Linked DNA regions of Mus musculus: all the other regions are linked to region 1. Evidence: chromatin loops called from intact Hi-C (ENCODE). Cell type or tissue: heart. All regions are shown on one strand. Region 1 overlaps Tdgf1 (teratocarcinoma-derived growth factor 1). Region 2 overlaps Tmie (transmembrane inner ear). Region 3 overlaps Prss50 (protease, serine 50).

Evidence for each region. Peaks named below come from ENCODE experiments on the same cell type or tissue, not always from the same donor. Only the 100,000 strongest peaks of a DNase experiment are listed, where the experiment ranks them.
Region 2: it touches region 1 in a loop (2.1-fold over the local background); 4 of 42 quality-filtered maps call a loop at or near these places.
Region 3: it touches region 1 in a loop (2.0-fold over the local background); 3 of 42 quality-filtered maps call a loop at or near these places.

The regions. Positions count from the first base shown.
Region 1 is chr9:110,943,497-110,945,996 of GRCm38, forward strand. Tdgf1 (teratocarcinoma-derived growth factor 1) reads right to left here. Exons shown (of 6, transcript NM_011562.2): 1 at 2,328-2,500; 2 at 695-747. The coding sequence starts at 2,347. Among named protein-coding and RNA genes, the nearest start is that of Tdgf1, 1.4 kb to the right of the region's middle. In heart, a CTCF peak has its summit at 1,010 (motif pointing left); no DNase peak of the experiment used is centred here; H3K4me3 peaks cover 400 bases; H3K27me3 peaks cover 828 bases.
Region 2 is chr9:110,870,283-110,872,782 of GRCm38, forward strand. It overlaps Tmie (transmembrane inner ear), which reads right to left. Exons shown (of 6, transcript NM_146260.3): 4 at 349-466. Among named protein-coding and RNA genes, the nearest start is that of Tmie, 8.5 kb to the right of the region's middle. In heart, a CTCF peak has its summit at 980 (motif pointing left); a DNase peak (open chromatin) is centred at 915; H3K27me3 peaks cover 1,082 bases.
Region 3 is chr9:110,861,244-110,863,743 of GRCm38, forward strand. Prss50 (protease, serine 50) reads left to right here. Exons shown (of 5, transcript NM_146227.4): 2 at 17-179; 3 at 1,019-1,302; 4 at 2,487-2,500. Among named protein-coding and RNA genes, the nearest start is that of Prss50, 4.5 kb to the left of the region's middle. In heart, no CTCF peak of the experiment used is centred here; no DNase peak of the experiment used is centred here; H3K27me3 peaks cover 894 bases.

The sequences.
Region 1 (2,500 bases):
GGGGGGGGGGGGTAGGATGGAGGGTAATCTGGAAGTATGTCCAATAGGTGCAGAGCCTGGGTTAAATCACATGAACAACAATGGCAACAAAAGTTGTTGGTCAAAAAAATAAAATAAAATAAAAATCAAAACCTCAGCTAGATTTGGTAGTGAACTTGGGAGGCAGAAGAATCAGGAGTTCAAGCTCAACCTTGACTGTGTTGTGAGTTCCTAGGCAGGCTGGGGTACAAGGTCCTTAAAGTGCACACATGCAGGCTGGTGAGATGGCTCAGTGGTTAAGAGCACTGACGGCTCTTCCGAAGGTCCTGAGTTCAAATCCCAGCAACCATATGGTGGCTCACACCATCTGTAACGAAATCTGACGCCCTCTTCTGGAGTGTCTGAAGACAGCTACAATGTACTTACATATAATAAAATAAGTAAATCTTTAAAAAAAAAGTGCACACATGCCCATATGTGGAGGGGTGGGGGGACAGCCTGGACTTGGTGACATCCAGTTTCAAAAACCTGAAACCCAACCATACAGGGGTGGCTTGCGCCTTTAAGTGAATCTGAGTCCAAGGACACCCTGGTCTACAAAGTGAGTTCCAAGGCAACCAGGGCTACACAGAGAAACCCTGTCTGGAAGCCTCCTTCCTCCCCAGGGGGAAAAAACAAAACAAAACGCCTGAACCCCAAACAAAAGAAAACTCACCAGCAACGGGTCCAAATTCAAACGCACTGGAAATGGCCACAAGCAAAACCACACTGGGAGAAGAAGATTGGACATCAGTTAGCAAAACCAAGCGTTCAGCGCAAGGGCACAGGCCACGAAGGAGACCGTGAACAGCGCCACCGCGCTGTCTCCAGTAACAAAACCGGACAGAAGTTCCCTCTCTTAAAAAGCCACATGTTGGAGCTGCTGGAGAGATGGCTCAGAGGTTAGAGCACCCTCTGCTATTCCAGAGGCCCAGAGTTCAATTCTTCCTGGTGGCTCATATCCATCTAAAATGAGATCTGGTGCCCTCTTCTGGGCCGCATGCACAAATGCAGGCAGAACGCTGTATACATAATAAATAAATCTTTAAAAATAACCACATGTAGAGTGACTGTGTGATTGTAGAGTTGGAAGGCTGCGCACTAGCAGCCCTAAGTGTCCTGGGGCTATGTTTAACGACCCAGTGGCGGCTGTTTATCATGAACCTCTCTCTCTCTCTCTCTCTCTCTCTCTATGACTTAGTATCCTTTTGACAGTCACATAAAGACCTCGGGGATGAAGCAGTGTAAGCAGATCACAGCTCCAGAAAAAACTGAGGCTGGAGCCCTACCCGATGTCTTCACTGATACAGCTAATGTTTGCATCATTTACACGTACACAGTTAACGTCTACAAGTCACATTTATACTTTCTTTTGTTCTGTGACTACCAAGGAGCTCATATAAGCTCTTCCATGTTCATTTAGGGCAATATGAATCCTTGTTCCCAAGCCACGGCCACGCTCGGAATAAACTCTTACTCTTCGGAACAAGGGCTGTGTTTTGAATTAACTGTTTAAAACAAGTCCCCAGCATCCAATATTTCATCATGAATATTCCTTAGGCCCCACCCTTACACACACAATTTTAAAGTTATAAAATTAAAAAGCTAAAACATTCTATTCTGCATAAGCGGCATATTTTTCCACGGTGCATTGTTTGCATATATAAATTCTTTTTTTGCATATATAAATTCTTAAATGGCTGTATGGGTTGGAGAAGACTTGCCAACCACACGCAAGCGCTGGTCCGACGCCCGGCTCCACGGGGAAAAAAAACTTGTCCTGTCACTTGAAATGGTTCCAAGTTCAATTGGTTTGTTATTCCTAATGTTTCTAAGTATTGAATTTATCTCTCCCATTAACGTGTAGAGGCAGTCTTGATTAGGCTGTAAGATTAATATTATGTATGCAAGAGAAGGAAAGCATTATTTCTCTGGCAGTCACCGACATGACTGATGGGACGAGCCCAGAGGGTGCTTTACAACCTGAGTCGGATGCCCAGAACCCAAATGATCGATCGGACTCCAGTGAGTCATCGTCTAACCTCCACTCGAGTATATGCGAGCGAGTGCCCGCGCGCGCGCGCGCACACACACACACACACACACACACACACACAAAGGCAATATAAAAAATTGACATTTTAAGAAGCCGATGGCAAAGCAGTATCTAACTATAAAGTTCCAGGTTCTTCAGGAAAAGCAGCAATGTTACTGACAAGGTTCAAGCAAGACAAAAATCAGAGCGTCATAGAACGTGATTTTCCGAAGTGGCTATCTCCAGCAACCAAAAAGTCAAGGTTAGCTCATACCTGGATGAGAAGTACCCCATCTTCGACGGCTCGTAAAAACGTTGGAGGAAAAGACAAGAAACACAATATTAGCAGATGGCTTTAGTTCATAAAGCCATTCTCGAAACACCCAAAGGCTAATTTCACAAAATGAAAACAGTAGATTAAAAAGAAAGATATGCCAAATGAGAGAG
Region 2 (2,500 bases), 73 kb before region 1:
CCCTGAATTGGCCAAAGTGCAAGAAAAGCATCAGGAAGCCAGCCATAGGAAAGATGACATGTCCTGGATTCAGTTGGAGTCCCCTATAATTAACATAATTGCCATGTGGCTGCTTCCCTGGGCCCAGCAGAAATCTTTGGGTCACCGCTGGCCCGTCAGCCCTCCACAGGGACTTTGTGTGACTGAGGAGGTGCCAGAGACCACGGTGGGCCTCTTGTGCGTGCTTAGCCTATTTGAACTGCCCAGAATTGCAGCTCTGAACCCAAGGCATACGGTAGGGGCCAGGGATGCTAGAAGGGCTGTGTTCCTCCTGTGGTGGGGTGGAGAGGGCAGGGCACAGCTACTCACTGATGGACAACACGAAGAGCGAAAAGATGCCCACCACGTGCCACAGGCGCATGTCCCAGAACACCACAGTCTCCTTGGTCAGTGGGGGCGGCTTGGGCTTTGGCGGTGCGGTGCTGGGCTGTGGGTCAAGAGAGAACAGAGTGAGCCAGGCCCAGGCTAGCAGGCTGGGATGGGGTCAGCAAAGACTCAGCCCACACATTTTAGAATCCCCAAAAGGTTTCAGACATTCACAACCAACACCCTAGACCTCAAAAAAAAATCCAAGATTCAGAATAAGAGCACTGATCAGAGTCCCAGACCGTGTCACCAGGGACTTGGACTCGAAGGGTGGTTGATGCTTGGGGAAACAAGGCTCAAAGAAGCAAGTGTGGACAGTCTGTCCTAGTCAGCGCGGATGGGGTCTCAGGACCAAGGCCAGAGACAAGGCAAGGCCTGTTTCATGAGCCAGGTGTGCTGCCTGGTAGACTGGTTTTGCTCTCGTCTCCCAATAGAGCCCTACGCCTGGACTACATGGGTAAGACTCTCCTCATGCAGGTGTCCACACACTGGCTCCTGCCTCATTCACTCATCATGCCACCTAGGCCTGCCAGGATAAGCCGAGAAAAATAGTAATGTAGCGCCACCAGGTGGCTATACCATGTAACTGCGGCTAAAAGAGACAAGCTCTGTGTGCTTTTAGGAGGCACAACGAAGCATCAGGTCTAAGGGGACAGGGTATTAAAAGATAGCAACCTGCCTTGCGTTTCTAGAAAGCAAAGGGAATAAATACATCACTGACCTGGGTGGTTTTGAGCTGTGGCTTTTCCCTGGGTGTGTTTGTTTTTTATAGATGCTGCGCTGGGGATTGAACCTGGGGTTTTGTGTGTGCTGGGCAAACACTCTACCAACTTAGTTTCATTCTCAGCCAGTCCTGAGTGTTTCAAGGTTATGTGACTCTGTCCTGGGTGTCTATGGGAATGTGGCCGTGCCTTATGGGAGAATATGAGAGAGGCTAGTTCTGACTAGAAATAGATATAATCCTGTCTCTGTCAGAAAGTTTGGCTAAGGGACAAGAAAAAGGGTGAGACCGGGCATTTGTGCAATAATATGTCATCTCCTAAATGATCAGTAAGGATGGGCTGGAAGCGTCCCTTGTGGCTATCTGAGAAAGCAAAGCCACCTGTTTCTCAACCTCTCTCCCGTTCCCACAGCCCCACTGCAGTCTATATACATAGATAGGCACCTTCCAGAAGCCAGGTACCTCCTCATCTAACAACCACCACCCATAGGGAGGGCGACCTATGCCAGGCAACCCAGACTCACTGAGACATAGACCGGTATGTGACGTCTAAGCTCTTTTCTGTTCACTAAGAGGGACTAGTGTGGGAACCTCTCTTCTTTACTCTGAACCTCAGGTTTTTTGTTTTGTTTTGTTTTGTTTTGTTTTGTTTTTCCCGAGACAGGGTTTCTCTGTGTAGCCCTGGCTGTCCTGGAACTCACTCTGTAAGACCAGGCTGGCCTCGAACTCAGAAATCTGCCTGCCTCTGCTTCCCGAGTGCTGGGATTAAAGGCGTGTACCACCGCGCCCGGCTTGAACCTCAGTTTTTCTTCCTGTAATTGGAGTAGGGTAGTGCCAGCTGCTTCTGGGGACCCTCCAATCTGACAGCAAAACTGGCGATAATGTATGACTAAATCAGCATTATCTCTTGGTGGATTGGGAAACCCCCGAGAGGGCAGAGAAGTGGGTGGATACATGGCATGTGTGGCCCTGTGGGCACACATATATGGGCAGAGGGCATATGTGTGGTTGGAGCAATGTATATGTGGTTAGGTTCCTGATTGCAGCATCAGAGTTGGGAGCCTGGCAGTGGCTGCTCCCCGTCTCACAGGCCTGGTGTTTTGGCCTGACTGACTGACTGACTGACTAACTGGAAGATCCTGACCAGGCTCTTGGTGGAGGGTGACGGGCAACCAGGCATCTTAAGGTAGGCCTCATAAAGGTAGAAATTCTGAAACTTGGAGGTCCTGTGTCCTTCAGAGGCACAGCCTGGTAGAGAGGTACCCACCCTGCAGAGCAGGACGGAGAGGAGACACGGATCCCAGCCCTGCCTGTACTTCCATGCTTCCTAGAAGAAAGGCCTTGCATGAGTGGTAGGCAGATGGCCTCCAAATG
Region 3 (2,500 bases), 82 kb before region 1:
TCTTCTTCCTCTTTAGTCTGTGGCTCCTCCCACGAGCCAGACCCTACTCTCAGGGACCCAGAAGCCATGACTCGGCGGTGGCCCTGGATGGTCAGCGTGCAGGCTAATGGCTCACACATCTGTGCTGGCATCCTTATCGCTTCCCAGTGGGTGCTGACCGTGGCCCATTGCTTGAGCCAGTGAGTTGGGGCCCAGGTGGGTGGGTGGAAAGACATTTGGAATGGCGGAGTCACGGTCACTCTACCAGGTGACCCATCAAGTAGCAACTATGTCCTGTGTGGAGCGCACAGAGCCAGCCTCACCCACACCCTGAGCGAGGGAGGGTTGAATCTCACAGGTTCCTTCCTTGGGTTCAGTTTTGGCATGTACCCACCCTTTGCCCTTTCGCCTCCCCCTTCAGTCCTGTGAAGTCACTCTGTAGGTGAGGCTCAGAGGCTCTGAAGGCCCTAGGTCTTTCATTCCAATTAACCCTCTCTTCTCTTCTGAGAGAGGCCCCCGACTCAGAACCTCTCAGGTGAGTTAGAGACAAGAAGATAGGCATGCATTGTGTAGAGAAAAAGAGGTGGGTGTGCCAATGTTCTGGGGCCTGGGAGTGCCTGAGAGCAGCATCTGTATTTCCCATGAGGACTGACCAGTGAAAGCATGTTCCTATGGAAGGTGGCTTGAGATTCAGGCCATGGCCATTACATAGGGACTCCGTTACCGACCGAGGTGAAACGGAGGAGAAAAGCTCAGATTCTGACTTGAGGAAACAGAGACCATATCCCAAGACCACTTCCTATACGTACATCCCTGAGCGGGCCATGGCATTTCTCTGAATCTCCATTTTTCTCCTCCACACAATGAAGAGTACCGCACCGTGTGTGCAGGACTCTATCATAAGGAATGGGGGGCTTGAAGCAGAAGGTGGCCTGCCTGGATTTGCTTAAAGGGCCACAGTGGTATGGAAGGCAGGATTGGGGGCTGCTGAGGCAGGAGCCTGGAGCTGATGGAATACACCCCCACCCCATTCCCATAGGAACCATGTTAACTACATAGTGAGGGCGGGGAGCCCGTGGATTAATCAGACGGCAGGAACCAGCTCAGATGTGCCGGTCCATCGAGTCATCATAAACCATGGCTACCAACCCAGACGGTACTGGTCATGGGTTGGCCGGGCCCATGACATCGGCCTTCTCAAGCTCAAGTGGGGGCTCAAGTACAGTAAATACGTGTGGCCCATCTGCCTGCCTGGCCTGGATTACGTGGTGGAGGACAGTTCTCTCTGCACTGTGACAGGCTGGGGATATCCCAGGGCTAACGGTGAGTCAGAGTCCCCAACCCCCATCCTAGGGTGCATGGGTGGGAGAGAGGACTTGGGTGTGGCTGGGGTGCCCCATGGACGAACATTTCTGGGGTGCCTTTTTTTAAGGAGCTGACCTATCCAAGAACTTTCTTTTTGGCGTCTCATCTCTCAAGTCTCCTGCCTCTTGGGGTGTCTTGTCAGTGAACATAAAACAGTCAGGCCTCTCAGAGTCACGACTGCTGACGTAAACAGAACTTTCTTTTTTCTTTAAAGATTTTTTAAAATTTTATTATTATATCTAAGTACACTGTATTTCAGACACACCCCAAAGAGGGCATCAGTTGTGAGCCACAGTGTGGTTGCTGGGATTTGAACTCAGGACCTTTGGAAGAGTAGTCAGTGAGTGGACCTTGTGAGACTCTCAGCTTTTCAGACACAAAAAACATCTTTTCTGGGAAGCATCTAGCAATCCCGAGAACCAGTCTCTTGTACTCTCTACCTACCGATACCCTATGGTTGTGTGCGGGTGACAAGCTCTCATTCTGAGACCTCCCTACTCTCAAGAAAGTTCTGTTTAGGGCTGGAGAAATGGCTCAGGGGTTAAGAGCTGAGAGTCTCACAAGGTCCACTCACATCCTCCTTCCCTCCAATGCCCTGCCCCGCATCCCTTGTCATTCCATTGTAGGAGCCAGGCTCTCATACCCGGCCACAGGATTGTTTTTCTGATGGGTTCTGGGACTATCCACTCCCTTTATGGAGTCAATGCACAAGAGACATGCCCTTCTCTGTATCCTTAGGGATCCGATTCCCCCCCTCCCCCCAAACAGCCATGCTGTGGCCTATCTGGGAATAATCGGAAGTTTCCTGACTCCCAGGAGTTCAGGCACCTTTTGGGTGGGATGGAAGATAGTGGTGATGTGGGGGTGAGATAGGGGATCCGGGTAGGGTTGTGGGGTCAGTCTGGGGAAGCTTAGTGAGAAAGAGGCCCCAGGGTTTTGGCCCTGAGAATCCTGGCAGGCGATTGGAAGAGGACTAGCAGAGCCAAGAGGCCAGTAGGTGTGGACTATGTTCCAGCACCTACTTGGGACCTGCTGGCCAGAGGGAAAATAGTCCAGATATATGGCCGCTATGCAAAGGAGACAGAGCCGGTGTCTGTGGGTCACAGTTAGTGGCTAATCCTGACTGGGGACCTGTCCCACAGGCATCTGGCCCCAG